Regions from separate parts of the Mus musculus genome. Here all the other regions are linked to region 3. A link is a loop called in an ENCODE intact Hi-C map of the cell type or tissue named here. Cell type or tissue: left cerebral cortex. All regions are shown on one strand. Region 1 holds the start of 1700029J07Rik (RIKEN cDNA 1700029J07 gene). Region 2 holds the start of Lrp2bp (Lrp2 binding protein). Region 3 holds the start of Snx25 (sorting nexin 25).

Region 1 (8,000 bases), 170 kb before region 3:
AACTTACATTTAAAAAAAAAAAGAGGTTGTACACGTCACCTCACAGTCTACCGTGTAAACCCCCAATGAGCCTTTTTTGCTGTGCTCCATTACCCACTTTCCTTTCACAGGTAATGATACTGTGTGGCCCAGAGAATGCGCAGATACGGTCATGGATACTGTATACCACTTTTTCACTGTTAACACTTAGCACAATACATACATTATTCTATACCTTGTTTTCTAGTTGATCATTTGCTTTGGGCATGTTTCTATAGCAGATGATTTTTTGATACACAGAACCTTAGCTGAGACTTTGAAGGGATATATTTACCATTCTTTTTTCTTGAGACTGGTTGTCCCACAGTCCAGGCTGACCTGAAACTCCCAATCCTTCTGCCTCCAACCTCCCAGGTACTAGGATTACTTTAATGGACCACCACACTCAGCTAATTTTAGATTTCTTATTACGGCTTTTCTTGATAAAGAAATCTTTCAGATGTTCAGTTAGCAGTGTGTTTTTCAGATGAGTGGTAATGGATACCCTTCATGGAGTCAAATGATTTTTTTACACTAGGGTCCCTAGAGAGATGGCTCAGAGGTTAACCACACTTATTCTGTCAGAGAACCTGAATTCAGCTCCCAGGACTTCCGCATCCAGGAAATCTGATTTCCCCTTTAGACCTTCAAGGACCCTAAGTACACATTTGGCACACATACATACATGTGGCCAAATACACATTAAATAAACAAATAAAAAAATTACACAGCTGAACGTCCACTACTCTAGAAGAAAGTTACCAATGGAAGGAAATAAAATTACCCATGAAGAGTAAACAAAGCTGGGGTCAGAGAGATGGCTCAAGTGGTTAGGAGCTCTTGTTTCCTCACACCCACATGGAAGCTAACCGTCATCTGTAACTCCAGTTCCAGGAGAACCAACACCCTCTTCCGGCCTCCCCAGGCACAATGCATATATATGGTACAAAGACACACATGCAGGCAATATACTCATACACATAAAAGAAAAATAATCAAATCTTAAAAGTTTTTTTAATAAATGAAAGTAAAGAAGCCCTGTAAAATGAGCTTCCCACTCTTAAACTAAGTTCTTCCTAAGTCTGCTGCACTAACACAAGTTGTCACAATATACGGTAGAACTCAATGCTCTAAAATATGTACCATTAAAGAATAAATACTGCCAGGCATGATTGGCATATACCTTTGATCTCAGCACTCTCTCTCTCTCTCTCTCTCTCTCTCTCTCTCTCTCTCTGTGTGTGTGTGTGTGTGTGTGTGTGTGTGTGTGTGTGCGTGTGCGTGTGCGTGTGTGTGTGTGTGTGTGTGATGGCTTGAATATGGTTGGCCTAGGGAGTGTACTAGTAGGAGGTGTGGCCTTGTTAGAGTAGTTGTGGCCTCGGAGTAGGTGTGGCCTTGTTGGAGAAAGTGTGTCATCCTGGGTGTGGGCTTTAAGACCCTCACCCTAGCTGCCTAGAAGTCAGTCTTCTCATGTTTGTCTTTGTAACAAGAAGTAGAACTCTCAGCTCCCCCTGCACCATGCCTGTCTGGATATTGACATGCTCCTATCTTGATGATAATGGGCCAGTAAGCCAGCCTCAATTAAATGTTGTCCTTATAAAAGTTGCCTTGGTCATGGTGTCTGTTCACAGCAGTAAAACCCTAACTAAGACAATATGTATGTAATCAAAATCTTTGTATTGGAAATATATGCTATTCAAGTATTTTAAAATACCAAAGATACTCACGATTAAATGGTGACACATATTTGTCGCCCACAGTGATGTATTCCATCTCACTGAAGAGGCCAATCCTCTCCATATCTGTTTTCCCACCTTCTATCGGCATGATTGCTCCTTGGGGTGGTAACTTCACAAAGGTTCTTAGATCTTCTTTTGCAGCAAAATCCTACTTTACACTGAAAACTACAGGAAATTAATTTTAAAGAAAAGAATGATTATTAAATATCAAACTATTTATTTGCCATTATTTTAAGTCTCTGGATTGGTTGGTTGGTTGACTTCTTTTACGTACCCGCACAAGCCCCATCAGATAGGCTTGTGCATAGCTTTTGTGAGACCAAACTAGGAACAATATACTTTGCAGGTTAAAGTTTTTGTTTCCAGTTAAGACAGTTAAGACTAAGCTCCTGTTCATCCTGTACAGGCTACGGTTTCTATTTGTAGTTAAAGAATACGTTCCTGTTTGTCCTGCGTTAAGTGCTTCCAAGTTGAGATTTCTCCTTGTAATTAAGGACTGATCCCTGTTTCTTAGATAGGATGTAAACTGCAAAATGTCTTTCAACCAACACTAAACTTGCTACCCGATTCACATGATGTAGGAACATGACCTTGTTCCTTCCCTTTCACATTGTTCTTTGGTTTTGTTTTTACAATGTATAACAGCCAACTCTCTCAGTCCGGTGAACGATCTCTCTCTCTCTCTCTCTCTCTCTCTCTCTCTCTCTCTCTCTCTCTCTCTCTCTCTCTCGTGTAAAAAGGACCTAATGAGGCTGCCGCAAGGGGTGCTCTCAGAGTGAGACAGCCAGCAGGCTAGTACGGGCACACCCCAACACACAGCTTGCTTTAATTGGACAGTCATGGAGTTGGTCTCTTCTCCTGGAGATTCTCCGCTTTAACACCTTCCCAAGCTTCATTAACAGTCATCTTATATCCGTGGTTTGGCACCCTTTATTTTCCCCAGTGAACTGACAGCTAGGAACCATGAACTGAGTTTCAATCTCCTTCACCACATTCTTGAGGCAACGCTGCCCAGACTGGAATGGAACTCCTGGAATCAGGGAACCTCTGCCCTAACCTCCGGAGCGGCTTGAACGACAAAACCCCTTTAGTTTTTTACCATTGTCGCCCCAGCGCTTGCGGCCAATGCCTTCAACTTTGTCCCTACAATAAACTCTTTAAGTAAAACTTACAAAGTATTCATTCACACATTTACGCAATGTTTTTTGCAACCCTCTCCTTCTGGTCAGGTAGAAGTAGGAAAACAGACTTTAAAAGGCATAAATTTTGGTTTATAATCACGTAGACACGAAAATCGTGGGATTCTACCCAAGTAGAATATGGCAAGTTCCCTTCAAAAAGTTTGGCTAAGAAGGTTCCTCTGTTACAGCCCTGTCCACTGCATCCTTGCAATTTACTCAATAAATTCTTTTCTACGCCAGGAAAAAAAAAAAAAAAGTTTGGCTAAAAGGGAGAAACTGCAGAAAATAAATGGACTGATTGTCTAAGTTATTCCCTCTAAGGAAAGGTAGCTTGAAGTAGGCAGGTAGCTAAGGAAAACCCATGTCTGCGAGGCCGAGTCACCTCTCCAAAAGACACCTAATCCCACAACCAGAATCAGATGGACCCTGCTCCGGTCGGGGATCACTCCACAGCAGAGCCCGAAGAGCTCGAGGCCACGCGCTTGGCCGGGGCTCCAGCCTAGAGCGCAGCAGCAGAGGCGCGCGCCGCACAGTTCCGCAAGCTGCCGCTGGCGCATGTTAGGCCGCGTTGCCGTGGGAACGGGAGAACCCTTTCCCAACGTGCTACTGTAGGCCCTCGGAACGTTCGAACCCGCACGGCGCGTCCACGAAAACGGAAGAAAGGCCATAGAATACGTAAGTCTCAGCCAATAAAATCTCTCGAAACTAAGCCTTCTGTTTCCCCGCCATCGGCGAATAGTTTCCCTGTGGTACGCTCCGTGATGGTTGACGCGAAGCATTCTGGGAGTTGTAGTCACCTGTCGGAGCCCCGCAGTCGGCGGGCGTGACGTCACTTCCGGGACGACCCTTGCTTGCACGAAGTAGGTGTTCTTGCCATCGCCAGTGGTGCTTGGTAAGTGATTCTGGTTGTCAGTGACCTCCCCGTATTTACCCCTAGGACTTCGTCAACCGTTAGGAGAATGGCTCCAGGCCCCTAAAAGGAGCTGCTCCTGAGAGGCCAAAAGTCGCGGTACAAACTATCCTCACTTGGATCTCTTGGGTGATCTGGTCACCAGCAGCACCGGGTCATGCGACTCTCCGGGTCAGTCAGTGCATCTTGACAGTAAGGCACTATTTGTCGTATTTAGAAGCTAGCTAAAAGAACTTTTGGTTTTGAAAAGATAGACCTAACTTCCTTAAAATAGTCTTCTCCCTTCGCTTACGTGGCACAGAACTCTCCAGCTTCCCCCTTCTCCTAGCTCAGCTAAGTCCTGCCATCTGTACCGCAGATGATAATCTTCAGCTTACACCCTGAGCTTTCTCTCCGAACCCAATTCATAAGTCTAGTCAACTGCTTCCACTTAAATAAATCATTCAAACTCAGCAGTTACAGAGCCGGCTCATCATTTCCTGTTCTCCCCGCACTCTTCCTTCAGAATTCCCATTCGATAACCCAGCTCACCCCTCCTTGTGCCCACCAAACCCTTGACAAACTTGCCTCATCTCAAGAACAAAGTCAATAATCAAGTCTGGGTTCTACTTCTGGCTGGCTGTATTAAAACCTTCTTTACCGTCCTTGAGCTTTGTCCTTGCTGTCCGTCCATGGGTCATAGTCTAAGTGATCTTTTGCTTTGGTTTTAGGACAGAGCCTCACAAAACCCAGGCTGTCCTTGAACTGGCTACACAGTCAGGAATGACTTTGAAATCCAGACCTTCCTGCCTCTACCTCCCAAGTGTTGGGCTTACAATCGTATACATCAGCCTTCCTACATGTTGTTTCAATTAAGCGAACCTTCACCAATTGGCCACTGTGCTTAGAATGGGCTTACACACATAAGAATACCTCTTTACCTTGGAAAATTTAAGGCTTCTTTTATGGGCTACTTACCTGCCCTTCGAATTTCAGCTTAAATATTACATCTTCATAGAGTATCTTGCTTTAAAAGCCTAAAGAGACCCTGGCGCTTTCACATATGATTGCTTAAAGAATTGTCATAACAACCCTGGTTGAAGTACCATATCTTTTCCCCATTTTTTACAGAAAAGAATAGGCGTGACTGATTATGTTAAGCAGAAATCTTATTGTATAAGTACCCGAGTTAAACCTTACTCTTGCTTGTCTTTTCTTTTTTCTTTCTTTTCTTTCTTTCTTTTTTCTTTTTCTTTCTTTCTTTCTTTCTTTCTTTTTTTTTTTCAAGACAGGGTTTTTTGCTTGTCTTTTCAATCTTCAGTTTATGTAAGTATTTTTCTTACTCAAATGGTAATGTTGTTCTAAATTTATCAAACTTCTCACTGGTAGTTCTCACAGTATTTTCCAGTTTTGAGGGGTTTAGTTTTTTATGATAAACAACAGAATGAATGGACAGCATTATTAAACTTTTTGTTGTTCGCTTAGAATGAAGTTAATGGAGTGAAATTGGGACATGGTGTAGTCTTTGAACAGGTTACATAAAAGCTGTCACTCTTGCAGAGATGTGACAAGAAATTTACAAAATAAAAAACTGCACCGGCACCTACTTCATAATGTTCTGACAATCAAAGGTAATATATGCCCAAGGTTCAGTCATTTGAAGCCTTAGGAGTCAGTTCTAGCTCACTTGTTCCAGAATAGGGTTTGTCTGAGGGATTCATTGCTGTGAACAGGCACCATGACCGAGGCAACTCTTATAAGGACAACATTTCATTGAGGCTGGCTTACAGGTTCAGAGGTTCAGTCCATTATCAAGGCGGAAACATGGCAGCATCCAGACAGGCATGGTGCAGGAGTCGCTGAGAGTTCTACATCCATCTGAAGGCTGCTAGAAGACTGGCTCCCAGGCAGCTAGGACAAGGGTCTTAAAGCCCACACCCACAGTGACACACCTACTCCAGCAGGGCCACACTTTCTAATAGTGCCACTCCCTGGGCTAAGCATATACAAACCGCCACAGGGTTCTTCTGTTAGTGTCTTTTGGGTTGCTGTAATAAGACACCGTGCACATGACCAAGAGTTTAGTTGGCCTTATGGTTCTGGAGTTAGTGCCTATGGTTCTATCATTAGTGCCTATGGTGACGAAGCAAAGCCATGACTTGGTGAAGCCTCTGGAGCAGCATATGAGAGCTCACATCTTGATCTGCAAGCAGGAGGCAGAGAGCATCGTGGGAATGGTGGGAGGCGTCTGAAGCCCGAAGCCAGCCTCTATGGCACACCTCTTATCCTTCCCAAACAGTTCCACCAGCTCAGGACCAAGAATTTCAATATGAGCCTCTGGGGGCCATTCTCAGTCAAAGCACCATGGATTCTTGGGTCATGTAGTCCTTAAGTGTTCAAGTCATAGTTTAAGAACTTGATAAAATCTTTGAAAACTTTCCTCAAGAATCCACCTCCCCCAAACACATACAAACACATTATGAGACAGCTCTTTTGTTATATGTATCATTTGCTACCTGAAACTCAACATGGATCCCAGCTAAGAACTGCTAGTCGCTTCCATTTTGCAGATGCTTTTTATCTCTCTCTGTCAGTGGCGACCATTGTCTAAGCCAAATAAATTCTGTCTCGCACACTCTCTAGCTCTGTGGTGTTCTCACTGCTGCAGTTTGGTTCACATCCCTGTATCTAATCCTGGTGTATTTTCTAAATGTGAAATCACTGTTGAGCCTTGCCAATGATGAGTTCTTCCAGCGTGTCACCATCGGTAGCTCCTTTCCTCCCGCTGGCTTAGCCACAGTCTCTCCGTGTGTTAAGCTCAGTGTTCTTGACATGTTTTCTTTTGTTGTTGTTTTAAGAATTATTTATTTGGGCTGGGCATGGTGACGCACACCTTTAATCCCAGCACAGAGGCAGAGGCAGGCAGATTTCTGAGTTCGAGGCCAGCCTGGTCTACAGAGTGAGTTCCAGGACAGCCAGGGCTACACAGAGAAACCCTGTCTTGAAAAACCAAAAAAAGAAAAAAAGAAAAAGAATTACTTATTTATGTTAGGTTTCTGAGTACACTGTAGCTGTCTTCAGACACACCAGAAGAGGGCATCAGATCCCACTACAGGTGTTTGTGAGCCACCATGTGGTTTCTGGGAATTGAACTCAGGACCTCTGGAAGAGCCGTCAGTGCCACCTCTCCATCCCCTTCTGGTCATGTTCTTCAACTAGTTTTTTACCACTGACAATTTCATGTCGTTGCTAAATGCATCAAGATTCCAGTGCCAAATGCAGTGCTTCTGAACCTCCTTTTCATATTGTAATCGCCATGAAAGGCAGCAGGGCAGGCTTTTACGTATTCTCGTGCCCAGGATGGCCTTATGCTGTTCCAGAGTTAGGAGGCATTGACACTCCTAAGTGTCCCTAGATGACTTCAGTATGGGATTAAGGTTTGAAAACTTTTTAAAAAAGAATTTACAGGGGTTGTTGTATATTTATACATAAGTCATTAACTCATGAAATAAGTAGAAAAATCTAGTTTAATTAATGCCATATCCTAACTGAAGTATATTCTAATTCATATGAAGACGAGTTTGTCTTGCACTTCAAGGGAATTGTGGTTTCCTTTGTTCTAGGTGGTTTCCCAAAACTATGCTCTATGGATATACTCTTCAGAATAAGAGGCGGCTTCGATCTGGCTTTTCAGCTAGCACCACCTAAAGGTATGTCTTCCAAAACACCTTTTATCATAGAATTTAGAGTGATATATATTAAGTATCCCTCCATTTTGCCAATAAAAAAATGAGTTAATAAGATAAGAAAAATAAACTCAAATTAAATAGGATTCAATAGAATTATATACTAACTCCCTCAGCAGCCCACAGGGCACCTCTGTGTAAATTAGAAGGTTTAATCTTCCTTTTGAACCTTTAGGGCTGTCTTGAAGAAAATTGTCACACAATGTAAGTAGAGTTCTTGAAACTATATATTGCAGAGTTGTAATTGTGTGTTACCCATGTTTCTGGTATCAGACTCCTTTAGATGCTATAGTTTATTGAAATGTTAGAAGGAATTCGGGGGGGGGAAATAAAAATTCAGCATGATGTGTATGAAGCAAATTCCAGGATGTCTTCTAGCTTTTGGCTGAGGCTGATGCCAAAGCCTGAGATAAGTAGTGGGGGGGAG
Region 2 (8,000 bases), 140 kb before region 3:
TCTGTAGCCTACCCTATTCCCCCGGTTTCATGGAGGTGACTCAGAAGGCCCCTAGGATGTTGATATACCCAGAAGGCCCCTAGGATGCTGATACACCCAGAAGACAGCATTATGAGAGGCATCCTAAGCTTGGGCAATTCAATGCCTCTAACAGGCAAGCCTGCTCTCTGGCTATGTAGATACATGACCTTATCCTTTAAGGTTACTAACTGAAAGGCCATGCCTGAGAAAGGCTCCAGGAAGAATAAACAGGACTTTGTATTCTTCTTACAGTCAGCAAGAATGTGCATGGGTGCCCCACATGGATTGCCTCTTTTACTAGGGCAGTGACCTAAGGGGTTTGTCTGCCAGACTCATGACTTCCTAAGGATAAATCTATAGAAAGAGGTGGTGTGAACTGTTGTCAGTTAGCATTCAGAGCAGCTGACTTCAGAGGCATAGGAAGGGGTAAAGAGGACCCGAGAAGGGAATGTCGCATGTGTGTCACCCACAAAGTCCTCACAAAGTCCCAGGTTCTGGCTATGGAGATGCTCAGGGGTAAGAGAACTTAGTGCCAAGCCTTTAGCATCTGAGTTTGACCCCAGGTCCCACATGGTAGAAGTGGGGGGAAAGCTGACCTCCTACAGCTTGTTCTCTGCCCTCTGCACTCATGCATGAACACACACACACACACACACACACACAAATAAATAAATAAATAAATAAATAAATAAATAAATATTATGAAACAATTCAAAACCATGGATTCTTTTCTGATTATGCTATGAGTGAATGCCCAGTTTCTACAACAGGATGTTCCAGGTTCACAACATAGTAGGCACACTGCTGGATGCTTCTGCTGATTTTTATGCTTAATGTCAAAATTTGGCAGAATAAATATATAACCTCACATTTTAAATCTCTTCTAAGTTCTCTTTCCTCATCTTATAAAGTACTAAACCTGAATTACCGTCTTCTAGCGGCCCTTCCTGCTAGAAATCAGAGCAGAAATGACCCCTCAGAAAACAGCTCTCCTAGAGACAGCCTCGTGACTATAGGGACCATGATCAGGCCTTGGGGTGGGAGAACATTGATAGCTATTATGAGACAATTCAGAGAGATGGATTAAAGTCAAAAAGTAAGGAAGGCAGCTGCAATGAACAGTACGGGACAGGGGGCCAGGAGTTCAGAGAAAATCCCCAAGCAAGCAGCAGGCTCACTTTCATAGTACCTTTGTTTCTCCTCCAAGAGGCATGTGTTGGCAGCACGGGTTGTCAGCCCTGTTCCAGGGGACAAACGTGAGAGGATGTAGCACGGACTTCTACAGACTGCAGAGCCAGTGTGTTCAGAATGACCATCTTCTTAAAGTAGAAGACACACATTTCTAACACATTAAAAATGACATTTGCTTGGCTTGTTGTTTTAAGAGATAAAACAAAATGACACATAGGTGGATAGGGTGCCCTTGCTAACCAGCCCTTTGAGATCAGGTACATCAGCTCTCTGCTCTGACAGGCTCCGCCTGTATTCAACAGTGCTCATAACGATCTCTATTTCCTCAAGTATTATAGGAATCAGTACTTATATAGCACCTAGAAAAAAAACCCAAAACCTGACATTTCGTAGAAGCTGAGTGAATTCTTCTCTTTCAGACCCTGTGAAATACTACTTTTTTTTTTTTTTTTTTGGTTTTTTTTTTTTTTTTTGGTTTTTCGAGACAGGGTTTCTCTGTGTAGCCCTGGCTGTCCTGGAACTTACTTTGTAGACCAGGCTGGCCTCGAACTCAGAAATCTGCCTGCCTCTGCCTCCTGAGTGCTGGGATTAAAGGTGTTCGCCACCACGCCTGGCTGAAATACTTCTTTTTAAGTCGCTAAAACGACAGAAACCATGTGCAGTATTGTAGCCAGAAAACAACAACATGAGTTTAAATGAGGTTTGTGTTGTTTCTGTAAATGCTGTTTATGCTTTGTTTCATATCTGATGCCGTTCCTTGAGTTTTCTGAGGTTTCTCTAATCCAGTGGTCCTCAACCCATGTACCATGAGCCCTTGGGGTTACATACCAGATACTTACATTACAATTTATAGCAGTTATCAAAACTATAGTTACGGAGTAGCAAAGAAATAATGTTATGGTTGGAGGGGTCACCACAATATGAGGACCTGTATTAAAGGGCCACAGCATTAGGAAGGTTGAGAACCTCTGCTCTAAACCTTGTTAGATAGTAGCACACTGTATTAATGTCTTCAGAGAAATAACATCTTTTCATCTAGTTTGTGAGTGGTGGTTGACAGTAGGCTGTCATATTTGGATTGCTTTCTTCTATATATCTTACACATGTGGCTTCGTTCATTGGGAACTTTATATTCTTTAGTGGAAACTTAGATTTTGCAATATACATAATCCAATTACTTTACTTTTTAAAGATTTATTCTTATGAGTATGTGTATGTGTGTCTGCATGCATATATGTCCCATGTGAGGGGTGCCAGCAGAGCCGAGAAGTGGGTGGTCACTCTCTAGAGCTGGAGCTACAGGTGGTTGGGACCCACTCAAGGTGGCTTCTGGGAACCAAGTTCAGATCCTCTGGAAACACTTTGACTTGTTTTTTTTTGTTGTTGTTGTTGTTTTGTTTTAATTAATTTCTTTCTATTTTTATGTGTATGAGTGGTTTGACTGCATGTGTGTATGTGTATCACTAGAGAGATACATGTGTGTACATGTACACTAGGCACATGTGTCTAGTGACTGAATAAGTCAGAAGAGGGCATCCAATCCCCAGGAACTGTGTTACAGACAGTTGTGAGATGCCCTGTGGTGTGCTGGGAACTAAACCCTGATGCTCTTAACTGCTGAAACCACATCTCCAACCCAGTAACCAGCAACTTTGTTTTTTGTCTGGTTGTGGACAGGGTCTCACTATTTCGTCCAGGCTGCCTTGTACTAGCAGAGATCTGCTAACCTCAGCCTCCTGAGTGCCAGAATTAAAGACATTTCGCCACCATGCTGGGCCCATTAACTTTGTATATCAAGGAAAGGACACTTTAAGAACCTTTATTTCAAACTACAGATAAAGAAATTAGCTCTTAATTAACTCCTCCCACATACAGACATTTCAGTGATTTTATTTTATTTTTATTTTTTGCTGACTTAGTAAACCATGTCTTTTTTTTTTTTTTTTTTTGAGTTCCACTCTCATCCAATGAAGCAGCGTGTTGCCTAAAATAGTATCCTGTAAGTATGTAAATGCAGCTTTCCAATCACACAAAGCTTCTCTTAAGAACTTCTGTAGACCACCAATCAGAGAGACCTGGCCTGGGCGCTGGCTCCTGATTGGTGGAAGTAAGTTGAACCAGTAGAATGTCAAAGACCAAAACAGAAAGAAAAAAAAAAAAGCATAGCAACAACAGAGTTTGCTGTCTTCACTACTCTCAGCTTAGGCCAACCTGGACTCCTTCAACCCAAATGAGGTGGCCCCTACATTTTATATGAAGGCTCTGATTTACCATGCAGCAGTGGTCCATCTGGTAACATGGCAATCCAGTACAGACTGGAAGAGAAGACTGAGCAACAGAGCTAAAACACAGTGTATTCCCAGGTAAAACAGACGCATCCTGTCATCCGAAACGGATTACTCTGGCCAGTTTCAGTTAAAGGGCGACAGGAAAGTCCTCCGTGACAGGAGCAGCGACTGTGAGCGGTGTAGTCTGTTGCCACTGAGTGGCAGCAGTTGGGAATGACAGGACGCCCCCTGCCATGTGTGAATCCTTAGCCAGTCGGGATTTGTTGCTAGCTCAGGGTCCCTTGGCCAGGCAATGTGGGGCAGATGCTTCTGTGATGGGGAGTGAAGTCTCCCTTGGTGCTTTCCCGGGAGGAGAAATTGTAACCACCTATGTGTTCTTCCTTAACAGGACCCACATTGTGGAGACAGGATGAAGCTGAGCAGCGAGAAGTTGCCCAAAAACCCTTTCTCTCTGTCTCAGTATGCTGCCAAACAACAGAAATTCTTCCAGTGGAAGAAGGAAAAGCCCGGTATACATCTGAATAGTTAATTCTTGCTTGGAAACTATTTTTACTGAAATTCCATGTAAGCTTAGAATAAACAAAACAAACAAACAAAAACCCATGCCACTGGTTTCCAGGAGGTAGTTAATGTTATACTCCTTTCTGGCTTTCCTGGAGATTAGTGACCTTCTTACTCAGACAGCAAGCTGATCCTGGAGGTGTTTCACAATTCAAGCCTGATTACATTTTCACCCCTCCCCCCCCCAGCACTTAGGGATTCGTTCTAAAAAAGAGACGCCAGATGTTGCTTCCCTCAGAGAGCGCAACGCTGCGCTTTACTTCAAATGGATACTGAAAGCTATTTTTACATAAGCTTGTAAAAACTAAACTGGAGATGGCCAGCCCATTTGATTAGTAGTCCTAACATGGCTCAGGCTAAGAGTTTAACTCATTCACAGACAGCTTTGCCCAGTGCATGCAGAGACTGCATTGGAGTGCCTACCCGGCAGTGAACCCTCACCCAAGCACAATAAACACTTCTTGATTATGCCAGGTGTGTGTTGGTGCTGTGATCATGACTCTGCTTAGGTTATGTTCTTTCTCTGAGCTAAGCTTTAGGGATGAGAAGTTGGAAAGAAACTGAGATTAACAGCATCTAATGAATTCTACGTTACGTGTGGCTTCACGAGAGAACCTGCACGTTATATAACTAACACCGTTTTTGCCTTTCTGAATCAGATTATTACCTCCACGCTAATTTGGTGGATACAGCATTGCAGTTCCTGAAAGAAAGAATAAGAAGAGGGGATGCTATGGCATATTTTCTAAGAGGCCAACTCTATTTTGAAGAGGTAACAATAGTTCTTCCTCTTCTTCCTCCTCCTCCTCCTCCTCCTCCTCCTCCTCCTCCTCCTCCTCCTCCTCTTCTTCTTCTTCTTCTTCTTCTTCTTCCCCTTCTTCTTCCCCTTCTTCTTCCCCTTCCCTTCCTCCTCCTCCTCCTCCTTCTTCCTCCTCCTCTTCTTGGTATAATTGTATTCTTAGGATTAATTGTTGGGGCTGTTAGTGTACTAGTAAAGTAGTTGAATAGGGTTGATAAGACCCTAGGTTCCATCTGCGCATCACACACACAAAGCAGAGGCAGAAGATGGTCCCCGCAAACTTTCAAATGAGTCTCTTACACTGTTATGTCAGAGAAATTCTGCGAAATCACATAGGCTGTGGTTGTGGCCCACAGATATAAGATTAAGGAGACATCTGAACCTTCTTCAGAAAAATTATTCTAAAGGTGTCATTTTGAAAAATCCATCTCTATACTGTAAATTTTGTGGTTTTATTTGTAATATGTAGTATCATTAACAAGCTATTTGCATAGGAACAATAATTGAAGTCCCTGATTATTGGGTATGAAAAGTACCTTCTCATATATCCTATACAGCATGAGGAGACCATTTCCTTATTTATCCACATCGTAGTGGGATAGCTCTGTAGGTAGAGAGAAAGACCTTCTGTGTGCTCTCACTTCAGGTCCAGTAATAGAGCGTCAGTTATTCATTGAATTCCAAAGGATTGCGTAGAGTCCCTCTGGATCCTTTGAGTCACAGACTCGGTTTTCTCTAACCGTTTGATACTTGTGCCTTCATTTACTCTATAAATAAATACCTTCTGAAGGCTTGTTTCCACACCCTCTCTGAGATAGCACGGCCTGATGGCCTAAGCCGCTGTCTTCTCAGTTTGGGCCTTCAGTTCCAATATGGCTGAATCATTTGTTAACTGTGTCCTTAGGCAGAAATGACCATTGTATGCTGCTGTTTGGGTTTACTATAAACACATAATAAACTTAAATACTCTCTGTGGCTTTCAGGGCTGGTATGAAGAAGCCTTGGCACAGTTTGAGGAAATCCAGGAGAAAGACCATCAAGCAATTTATCAGCTAGGAGTGATGTATTATGATGGGCTGGGGACCATTGCAAATGCTGTAAGTTATCATTTTGTCCATGGTTTTTAAGATTCCACTACCAATGGGCTATCTGATGGAATCGAATTGTATTTTTAAAAATCTCTATTTTAACATATTAATATATCACTTTCAGTATTCTAATGGATACTGATGTCACTGCACACATATATAAAAAACAAAGTTAATTTCTTTTGGTCCCTTCCCACTTTGTCCCCATTCAGGTCCAAACCTAAACTAGCAGCTTCTTGACATAACTAGATTCAACTGTCAGAAACAATATTGAACTTGAATGACCATCCGCAACTACTACAGGCATGCTTTATCTTTCCAATTATTTCTTCCTCCATATGAACAACAAGGAGTTATCCTCATGTTGACGGTGCCTCTATATTTTTGTTCACATGGTGAGCAGGTCTGGTGAGATAACATCCATTGCCACTTCAAACCATTTCATCTCTCCTGGAAAACATAGTTTACCACTGAGTTCATGTTACTGTGGTGCAGGAAGAGCATGCACTCTGATCCTTTCTCTGCGCATGGTTCTCACAATTACCAATGTGGCCTTCTCTGTTTCTAGAAAAGATTAAAGCTTTCCCACCAACTCTCACATTAGAAAGTTTACATAAAACTTACATAAAAGAATTCTTACATACTTTACAAATTGTACAAATGTCTATAGTTTTCAAATTGGAGAAGCCAAAGTCGAAAACAAGCATTGTGTGTGAGGAGTTTTGATCATCTTGCGAGAGAAATTACATTGTCGATTTGTCATAGATTTTCTTAGTTGCACAATGTGAGTGTTTGAGGGTCATTTATAAACTTCTATAATCTACCACAAAAAGGTTCCTTGCTATCATCAGCTCTGAACATGCTGCTGAAAATATTTTCCCTTATTTCAGAGGAACTATGGGTGAGGAAGCGAGCTGGTACAGCCATGCTCATGAGATGTTAGCTCTGCAACTTTCCATGTCTTTCTCTAGAGTAAATGGCTTCTCAGGACTGGCTTTAATTCATCTGTGCTTCCTAACCCAGTGCTCCCTGTTTACATTTAAATCATATCAAGGCTCAACAGGTACAATTATTGTTAAAGGGTCATTTAACATGGAATTTAGAAATAAGGACTAAGGAAATTACAGTCATGGTGGGTACATCTTTCTAAAATCTTTAAAATTTTCATATCCAACCAGAAAGCACTTATCAAAAAAGGAAGTTTCAACTCACCAAAGAGATAATAAACCACTGACTTGAATCTGCGTCTTGTTCACTTCTGTTGTCATCCGTAAGGGATTGCTTCCTGGTGGAGCTATTATCTCATGATTCTTCCAAACCTTATCGACTCCTTTCTACCCTGTTCTTGCCTCTTTCTATGTGTTCTGTTTGCTTTGTCTTCTCCTGGAAGACAAGTAGATTGGTTCCCATCTCTCTCCCGCAGAGCATCACCATCATCCTTCCATTTGCCTTCTGTCAGTCCTGGTAATTACTGAGCTATCTTCTCCTTAGAAGCCTGCTGTGGTTGGACTATGAAATAGCTGCAGTGGCTACTTAATGATTTGTTTTCTCTTTAATTTCTTTATCCCTCACTGGGACACAGCTTCACAGGTCAGGAGGTTTGTCTATTTTGTTCACTGCGGTATGCTCAGGTCAGATCTATATAGCAGACTGGGTGAGTATCTGTCCTTGTGGACCCATGTGGACACTGTTATCAAGGCCTTAATGTCAGTGGGTTTTCAAGGAACTTTACTACAGAAAGAGTCTATCTTCTGAGACAAAGCCTTCCTGCTCATGTTGGGGGATGACCTGTGACCAGGAAAATGATAGAACTAGAAAAGTTGTGGGTTCTCTGAACTATAAAGTAGGTACTGTATAGAAATGATGAAACTAAAAAAGTAAAAACAAAGCCATCTCCATCTTTGAGCACTGTAATGCATTTAATATTATAACATATTTAATATTATAATATATCAAACATCATATGTATTTAATATTATATTTAATATTATAATATATCCCAATATTAGAACATTTAACATATGCATTCAATATAATATATTTGATATTATA
Region 3 (8,000 bases):
ATTGGCATTTCTTTTTATGTTCCTTGTTTATATCACTCTACTTTGAAGTTATCATTATTCATATGTAACTTTATTATGTATTTCACAGCCTTAAAGAAGTCTTCCTTCCTAACAAGAGACCAGAAAATATAATTTTTCTGCATGTGCAATCACTGTGTATAGACTATGAAATGAGAGTTATCAAAAGCTTCTTGAATGAGTATTTTTATTAGTTTATAGTTAAAATATATCTAGAATGGATAGCAACTACACTGGTGCCTGCCTTTATAAAAAACAAACAAACAAAAAACCAGCTTCCCTATGTTCCCTATGTCCACTGTTTATCCTTCCATTCCTTTTTATGAATCATGTGACTGCATGACCTATAAAAAATTATACCTGAAATTATGTACAGCATGAATTTAAAATGCAGCATCCCTGATACCACAAACATTTAGGCAGGATTCTGATTTAAACGTTTTTAATTGGTATGCTGTGAACCAATTATCAATCCAATGATTTAATAGACATTTTTTAAAAAGACATTTTTTTCCTACTGGTCACCATGACTCAAAACTCCCTTAGTTGAAAAGTGAACAAATATTCTTAAAAGAGAGGTTAAATATATTATGTCATTATCTGTTGTCAAATTATCTAGGATTGTTTATCACATTAGAATAATAAAGGAAAGCCACAAAGAGGCTATGTATAGTCTCTCTAATTCCTGTTTCTTTCCTCTTCCTCCCAAGTAACTAAATTAAGTTTGTTTCACTCAAAGAACATTTGTATTAGTCAAAGAACCCATTTAGGAATCCTAGCAGCCTGATCCAAGCCAACTAGAGCAGGGGATGGCTGTGTGAATGTTCTTACTGTCTCTAGACATCTGCCTTTCTCTCCAGTCAATGTCACTCAGCCTGAGAGGACTGCACAGGGGCTACTCTTGTTTATCTCTGGATCCTCCCCAATGTCACAGTGCCACGCACTTTAGAGAGAGTAATTCAAGCTCTCAATGCTACTGTTGCAAGGCTCCCAACTCTTCGCTAGGAAGCTGGAAACTTTCAGACCTAAACCTGTCGTTTGTACTTACTGCCCCTTGTTCTCATCAAACTCCATCCCCCGAGAGCATACTTGGCGCTGGCACTCAGCAACTGGGCAGGCAAAAACAAAACAACCACCAAAACAAAACAAAAAACCCCAAAAAAGAAAAAAAAAGCAAACAAACAAAAAACTAACAAGATCAGAAAGTAGAAATGCTTGTTGATTTGATTTGACAGACTTTCTAAACTTTTCTGTCTGATTAACTTCACAGTCTCCCACTTTCCTTAAACAGCTATGGTCTTCTGTTCCCCGTATGCTACTACACGCAACTCCCGTGGATCCTGCTGTGCTGGCCCTCCAACTCCCATTAATTACTTACTCACTTTAACATGGTATAAATCAAATAGAAAAACATTAAGTATTTCAGTCGATGGAGGTTAATTTGTTTATCATATTAGCATAATAGCCCACAGTGTGTCCCCTATAAACATACACTATTATAAAATTTCCAACTTACAATAAGCCTTTTTTTTTAAGTAGCTAGTAAATTGTATCTACCAAAAAGAGAAAACTCCAGAGTGTGAGACAGAGAAGGTAGAAAGGAATTCAATGAGATCTATTTCCCAGAATGTCAGCTGTGCCCCTCTCTTCCACAAGAGGATACAGTCTCAACTGCCTGGAGCAATAAGCCTTTCGATATCAAATGACTCCATTCCCATTCTCATTTCTCCTGCCATTGCCTGCCTTGCGTCGAGTGCTAGGGTCCAGCGCCTGTACCTAGTGAATGCTCAAATCCAAACAGGCTAAGTGGTCTAGCAGAATTCCAAGCTACACTTTAGACTAGGAACATGACACTAGGACAGCCCTCTCAGCAAAGAACTGTGCTAAGAACTGTCCCTATAGGACCCAGACAGCTATTCTCCAGACACTGGGATCAACCTTGATCTGAAAGGCTTCTGTATGTCGTAAAAATACCACTGGACTGTTGAGATAGAATTTCTCTCTGGGATGAAAGCTACTTTTAATCAGTAGTTGTTCCTACTGATAAAAAAAAAAAATCCAAAATCTGAACATATCTAAGCTACCCACTAGGTATGAGATTAATTGTTAAGGAAAAGCACACACTTAAGTGACCATAAAGAAACCTAACTTTCCTAATTACCATCAGCAAACACTTGAGCAGCCTTCAACTCCTGTTAGGTACAGGGGATAATAACAAAACATGTCACTTATAGATCCTAACCACGTGGTGTTAACAACTGAGAACACAAGGACGCCTCCAGAAGCATGACAAGCCTCCTCAAGCCGGTGTCATAATCCACACCTCCAATCCCCGTCCGTCCTCAGAAGCTGCGGCAGGAAGAGGCCCAGGCTGTGCATGAGAACTCTGTACAAGCCTGAGGGCCTGAGTTTACATTCCCACCATCTTTGTTGGGTGCATACACTCTGTAAAAGACGGAGCTTTCAGAGGATAGAGACAGGCAGTTATCCCTAGATAACTCACTGGCCAGCCAGGTTAGCTCCAATGGGAAGCTGCAGCATCATTGAGACCCTGTCTCGATGATGATGATGATGATGATGATGATGATGATGATGACAACGACGACGACAAAGATGATGACAATAATAGTAATAGTAATGTGGAGAAAGAAAACGGCATCACTGTTGACCTCTGGCCTCAATGTGGGCCAGTGTACTCACACACATACATGCACACAAATATGCATGCATGTACCACATATACAAAATAAAAATTATATTTTTTATCGAAAATAGTTTTTATACAATATATTCTGACTACAGTTCCCTTCCCCCAGCTTCTCCCAGTTCTTCCCCACTTCCTGACCCACCCAAATCCACACCATCTCTTTCTTTCATTCTTTCTTCTCTTTAAAATATAAATGGGAATTTGAAATAATAATAAGATATGTTAAGATCAAATAAACCAGAATAACACAAAACAAACAGGAAAAAGAGCCAAAGAAAAAGCAAAATCCATTAAAAAAAATCAGAAACCATAACATATAAACAAAAGATCTGTACAGTTTTTTTTTAAATCTCCAGACAAAGCATTGTATGACAAAACAAAAACAAAAACAACAACAACCAACAAACAAAAAAACAACAAAAAAAGAAAATTCCAAAAATGCCATTGAGTTCATTTTGTATCATCTACGGTGGGTATGAGGCCTGCCCTTAAATGTGGTTTTACACACCCAGTGAGACTCTGTTGGAGAAAACTAATTTTCCTTTGTGAGTGGGAGCTCATATCCACTTCCCATCTTGGCACTGGGACCCCATCTGGCTTAGACCTGTGCAGGCCCTGTGTGTGCCTCCACAGTCTCTGTGAGTCCACAGGTATGTCAGTCCTCTTGTGTCCAGAAGGCCCTGTTCCTTTGGTGACCCCATCCCCTCTGGCTCTCACAGTCTTTCTGCCTCTTTAGTGGAGTAACATTTTCATGAACTTGAGCTACTGTCATTCTCCTGGCCCCAAAGGACTTGAGCAGTTTTCAGTTTTATGATAATATTAATCAACTTGATAGAGATGTCAACTGTTGACCTTTGGCCTGGACTTAGGCAAGTGTACCCACATACATGTATACACACATACATGCAGACACCACATATACATTTTTTTAAAAGTATTCTTTAAAAAGAGAGAGAGAGAGTTCAAGGCTAGTCTGGCCTATATAGCAAGCTTCTGCCTCCAAAAAAACAAAAACAAAAAACAAGTCTTTATCTACCGTTAGCAATGTGTGCAGGTTTGGTTTTTTTTTTTTTTCCTCCACCGAAGGAAACCAAAGAGGGAGAGAAGGTGGGAGAGAAGGGATAGAAAAGGATTTTTATCCAGCCCGTATGTAAAGCCTTGGAAGGGCACTAGAGAAGTACAGAGCATTTTTAAATTCTGAATCTGAATTTCTGTAGTATTCACTGCTCGGCTGTCTCCATTTGGCTGACTGCTAGCCAGCCTCCTGTTCCACATATGGTGGATGACCTGTGTGGTCCAGTTTCTAGTCTACTCCCACGGAACTCCCAGATATCTTACACTACACCACATGTCTCTGCCTCCCAGCCTTCCATTCATAAAGATAACACTCACTTAAAAACCTGAGTTAATGCAAATAACAGCAAACGGTGGGGCTGGAGTAAGCATCGCCTGTAAGAAAACCTGAATATTCTGCGACTAACATGTCCTTCAATTTTTTTTAAAAGATTTATCTATTTATTTTATGTATGTGAGCACACTGTAGCTGTACAGATGGTTGTGAGCCTTCATGTGGTTGTTGGGGGTTGCATTTAGGATTTCTGCTCCCTCCAGACAGCCCCGCTTGCTCAGTCCCTGCTCACTCTGGCCCAAAGATTTATTTATTTACTATTATATGTAAGTACACTGTCGCTATCTTCAGACGCACCAGAAGAGGGCGTCCGATCTCATTACGGGTGGTTGTGAGCCACCATGTGGTTGTGAGATTTGAACTCACGACCTTTGGAAGAGCAGTCAGTGCTCTTACCCGCTGAGCCATCTTGCCAGCCCGACCTTCAATTTTTGATCTGCAACTTAGAAAGTAGCTTCCTGATGATCTTAGGTAAAGCTGTCACCAGGATTTGAGTTGAAATGGGATAGCCAGTAATACCTTTCCCCAGGTTAAAATGTACCCCTTCTATAACCTGAAATCAGGTTTACACTTGCTGGACTTTTTTTCCCCTAAATCATTTGCAAAATCATTTTCCTGGATGACAATTTAAATTTCCCCTTACTCAGAAACAAACCAGGTGTGATGGTGTACGCCCTGAAGGAAACCAAGAGGCAATCCCTGCAGTGAGGTGGTTGGGGACCTGACAGGTAAATGATAATATCACAACTGTGAACCTGGCCCACCATTTGCACTCCTTTCCTTCACCTACATTCATGCACAACTACTCAGCTCTTAGTTTCATTTTTGTTTTATAAACTCCATCCAAAATTATCTTATTTCTTGTCTGGCTCCTCACAGGAATATAATCTGCATTGACTAGGACTTTTACGTGGCTTGCTAATTCAACCCAAACTTCAAAAACATGTAAGAGTTAGTTTATAAAAGATGCTCAATAAATTTATACTGAACTTAGTATATGTTTGTATGTATAATATTTAAACTGTGGTGTGCCTTATATAGGTCTAAAACCTAACTGGTAAACTTTTAGGACCCTTACTTATTAGAACTGAGAAAAGAATAGAAGGAAGAACACATCTACCCACCAACTCTAAAATGCAAACGATAGTCACAAATGTTTAGCCAAATCAAAGTTTCTAAGCGGAACAGGCATTGCTATTCTTTTGAGACTGCCGCTGTGTTTCCTGAGTCTAATGAGTGAGGATGCCATTCTGAAGTGACAGGCTCTGGAAAGTCATTTTGAAAAGTAGGAAGCTCTTCCAGAAAGTAATAAACGGTTCATGCCATAAGCAAATAGAAACTCTGGGGACAGCAGTCACTCTAACAAACGTTTTTATGAAGTTGAGCCACTGCCATTGCTCTGGCTCCCAAGATCTCGGGCAATTTTAGTTTTATGAAGATATCAATCAGCCAAGTCCGGTAAAATGAAGGTCCTTTTAAAGGGTTATTATAAACAGACTGGAGGTAAAGTTTGATTTAAGGCAAACAGGGTTGGTAGGAAGGAGGGCAAAGCACGTTGAAAATCCAGTTCTTTCCTACGTTCCGCAACATAACCACAACCCTGATGTCCTACACCTGCCTGAGGACAGCTTTTCCTCTTAACAAACGACAGTGGTTCCTGGTGAGCATGCCACCCCCTCAACCCCCTCAAATAGACATCCACCTGAGCTGCATGACAACTTAACCAACATGGTGGAAGACAGGACCTTACAGGTATGAAGTACACGGGGCCCATTGAGTGAGCTCCCTCGGACTGGGTGACCTAACCAAGTTTTCTCTTCTGTAAGCCGTCATAAAGTTATCTCCCAACCACTACAGATCGAAGAACCAAACAGGAGCATCAGTGATGAATGCGAAGCCTGCCTCCCGTGGGTGCTGTAAGCGGATTTTTCTCGGCACTCACCAACTGCACTTCAACATCGGAGACCCGCCTGGATGGATCTCTCTGTGCAGAGGATGGTGGATGAGTTAACTACAGCGCCTAAAACGGCGCGCGTGACCAAGCCCGCGCAGCCCAGTCTTCCGCGGGCTTCGGCTGCCGGAGGGCCACCCGGCCGGAGCCCCCCGGGGTCTGCGCGCGCACGAGGCCGCGGGCACGCGAGGCAGTCGAGACCGGTACTCACCCGCAGCGGACAGCGGACGGTCGCCGCCAGCCGGCTCCAGGAAGAGACGAAGTCCGGCGGCTGGGCGCGCGGGCTCCAGCAGACGAGCGAGACCAGTGTCCCCAGCAGCAAGGCGGCCGCGGCGCAGCTCAGGTACAGGCTGAGGCGCAGCAGCACGGCGCCCGGCCCCGTGCCCGCCGCCGGTCCCCAGCCTGGGACCAGGCAGCACAGCGCCAGCACTGCCAGGGCGGCCACGGCCGCGGGCCCCCGCCAGCCCCAGCCCGGGCCGTCCGCCGTCCGCGGCCGGTCCGCGGAGCCCCGGGCAGCGCGGCAGGCGTCTGCGGCGGACGTGGGGCCGCGGCGGGCGCCGCTGCTGTCGGTGGCATCGCGGTGCATGCTGCTTCCTGGGCCGCTGGCGACAGGCTCATCTCCCGGCCCGCAGCCCCCCGGCGCCGCCCCGGGCCGTGGCCTGTGCGCGGCGCCCCGCCGCCTCGCCGCTCCCGCCGCCGCTCGCGAGGCAAGGGCAGCCCGCGCTCATGCCCTCGCCGGCGGCCCTGAGCGGGAACCGCTCCAACAGACACCGCCGCGCCCCCCCTCCCGCCTCGGTGCCGCCGCCCCGCGCCGGGCCCGCAGCTGCCCGCCGACCGGGCGCGCCCAGGTAGCGGGACCGCGAGGGGGACTGAAACCCCAAGGGCTCGAGACGCGCGGGGGCGGGGGCGGGACCTGCGGCTGAGTGACAGTGGGGCGGGGTCGCCCCGCCCACCCGGGGCGGGGGCGGCCGGAAAGGGGCGCGACCAATCGCAGTGGACCCCGCTACTTCCCGAGCCCCGCCCCCGCCCCCCGGGGACCGCGTCTGTTCGTGGAAAATTTTGCTGCAGGTGTCAGAAGCCTGCGTTGAGCTCCGCTCAGGTACCCCCTTATTTTCGTCTCTCCGCTCCTCGCCTTGCCTACAGCCCCATACCAGACGCCAGCCTTGTTCTCTAGCTCTCTGATTAACCTCGTACTGTCCCTGATCCTCTCTTTTACTACTTTCTTCCAACGGACCCCACTCCACTGCCCAAGGGTAGGGGACTAAGACAAACCTGGAGGAGTCAAGCGAAGCCTGTGGTTCCCACTTACTTATGGAAAGACTCCCCAGTGCCAGAGAGTGTACATAGCTGCCACAATCGATTTGGCTCCGATTTTGTGTTTTTGTTGCCAACAACTACTCGGTACAAAAGCTGTTACCCACGCAAAAGAAACTGGTTCAAAGAATTTTGAGAGAACATATTTTCCTTTCCTCTCTTGACTGCAGCCGGTAGTCTACAGACGATGTTTGCTGAGATGAAAGATGTCCAAATGCTGCTCAATACTGTAACAGAGCTGCCAAAGCCCATAAAGGGTGTTGACTGTCTTAGAGGGATGATGGAAATGAAGGATTTCTGAAGACACTGGGAGAGGAGATAGAGTAGAGAAGACAAAAAAAAAAAAAAAAATGAAATAAGAAAATAAGAGAAGCTTGACAGATAAGGAGCTAGCACCCCCATGACACTGAGATGAAGAAGTCCAGGTTCTTTAACTTGTACTATTTTGTTTTGTGACAGGGTCTCTCTGTGTAAACCTGGCTATCCTGAAACTCACTATGTGGACCAGGCTAGTCTGGACCCCCCCAGAGATCTACTTGCCTCTGCTTTCAGAGTGCTGGAATCAAAGGTGTGCAGCCTAGGTTTGCAGTGTTCGCTAATAT

The links. Peaks named below come from ENCODE experiments on the same cell type or tissue, not always from the same donor. Only the 100,000 strongest peaks of a DNase experiment are listed, where the experiment ranks them.
Region 1: a loop joins it to region 3, with 2.4 times the contacts of the local background. A loop is called at or near these places in 5 of 42 quality-filtered maps.
Region 2: a loop joins it to region 3, with 2.5 times the contacts of the local background. A loop is called at or near these places in 8 of 42 quality-filtered maps.

The regions. Positions count from the first base shown.
Region 1 is chr8:45,971,759-45,979,758 of GRCm38, forward strand. It overlaps 1700029J07Rik (RIKEN cDNA 1700029J07 gene), which reads right to left and starts at 3,494. Exons shown (of 7, transcript NM_001033148.3): 1 at 1,746-3,494. The coding sequence starts at 1,845. Ufsp2 (UFM1-specific peptidase 2) reads left to right here and starts at 3,770. Exons shown (of 12, transcript NM_138668.2): 1 at 3,770-3,830; 2 at 7,451-7,537. The coding sequence starts at 7,474. In left cerebral cortex, CTCF peaks have their summits at 3,489 and 6,889 (motif pointing right); a DNase peak (open chromatin) is centred at 3,655; H3K4me3 peaks cover 1,832 bases; H3K27ac peaks cover 1,131 bases.
Region 2 is chr8:46,007,226-46,015,225 of GRCm38, forward strand. Lrp2bp (Lrp2 binding protein) reads left to right here and starts at 3,377. Exons shown (of 9, transcript NM_026278.3): 1 at 3,377-3,575; 2 at 3,889-4,009; 3 at 4,721-4,833; 4 at 5,844-5,957. The coding sequence starts at 3,910. In left cerebral cortex, a CTCF peak has its summit at 3,721; DNase peaks (open chromatin) are centred at 3,317, 3,791 and 4,377; H3K4me3 peaks cover 839 bases; H3K27ac peaks cover 1,055 bases.
Region 3 is chr8:46,145,487-46,153,486 of GRCm38, forward strand. It overlaps Snx25 (sorting nexin 25), which reads right to left and starts at 6,955. Exons shown (of 19, transcript NM_001372342.1): 1 at 6,296-6,955. The coding sequence starts at 6,670. In left cerebral cortex, CTCF peaks have their summits at 4,439 (motif pointing right), 6,980 and 7,275; DNase peaks (open chromatin) are centred at 884, 4,029, 4,387, 6,091 and 4 more places; H3K4me3 peaks cover 2,661 bases; H3K27ac peaks cover 1,000 bases.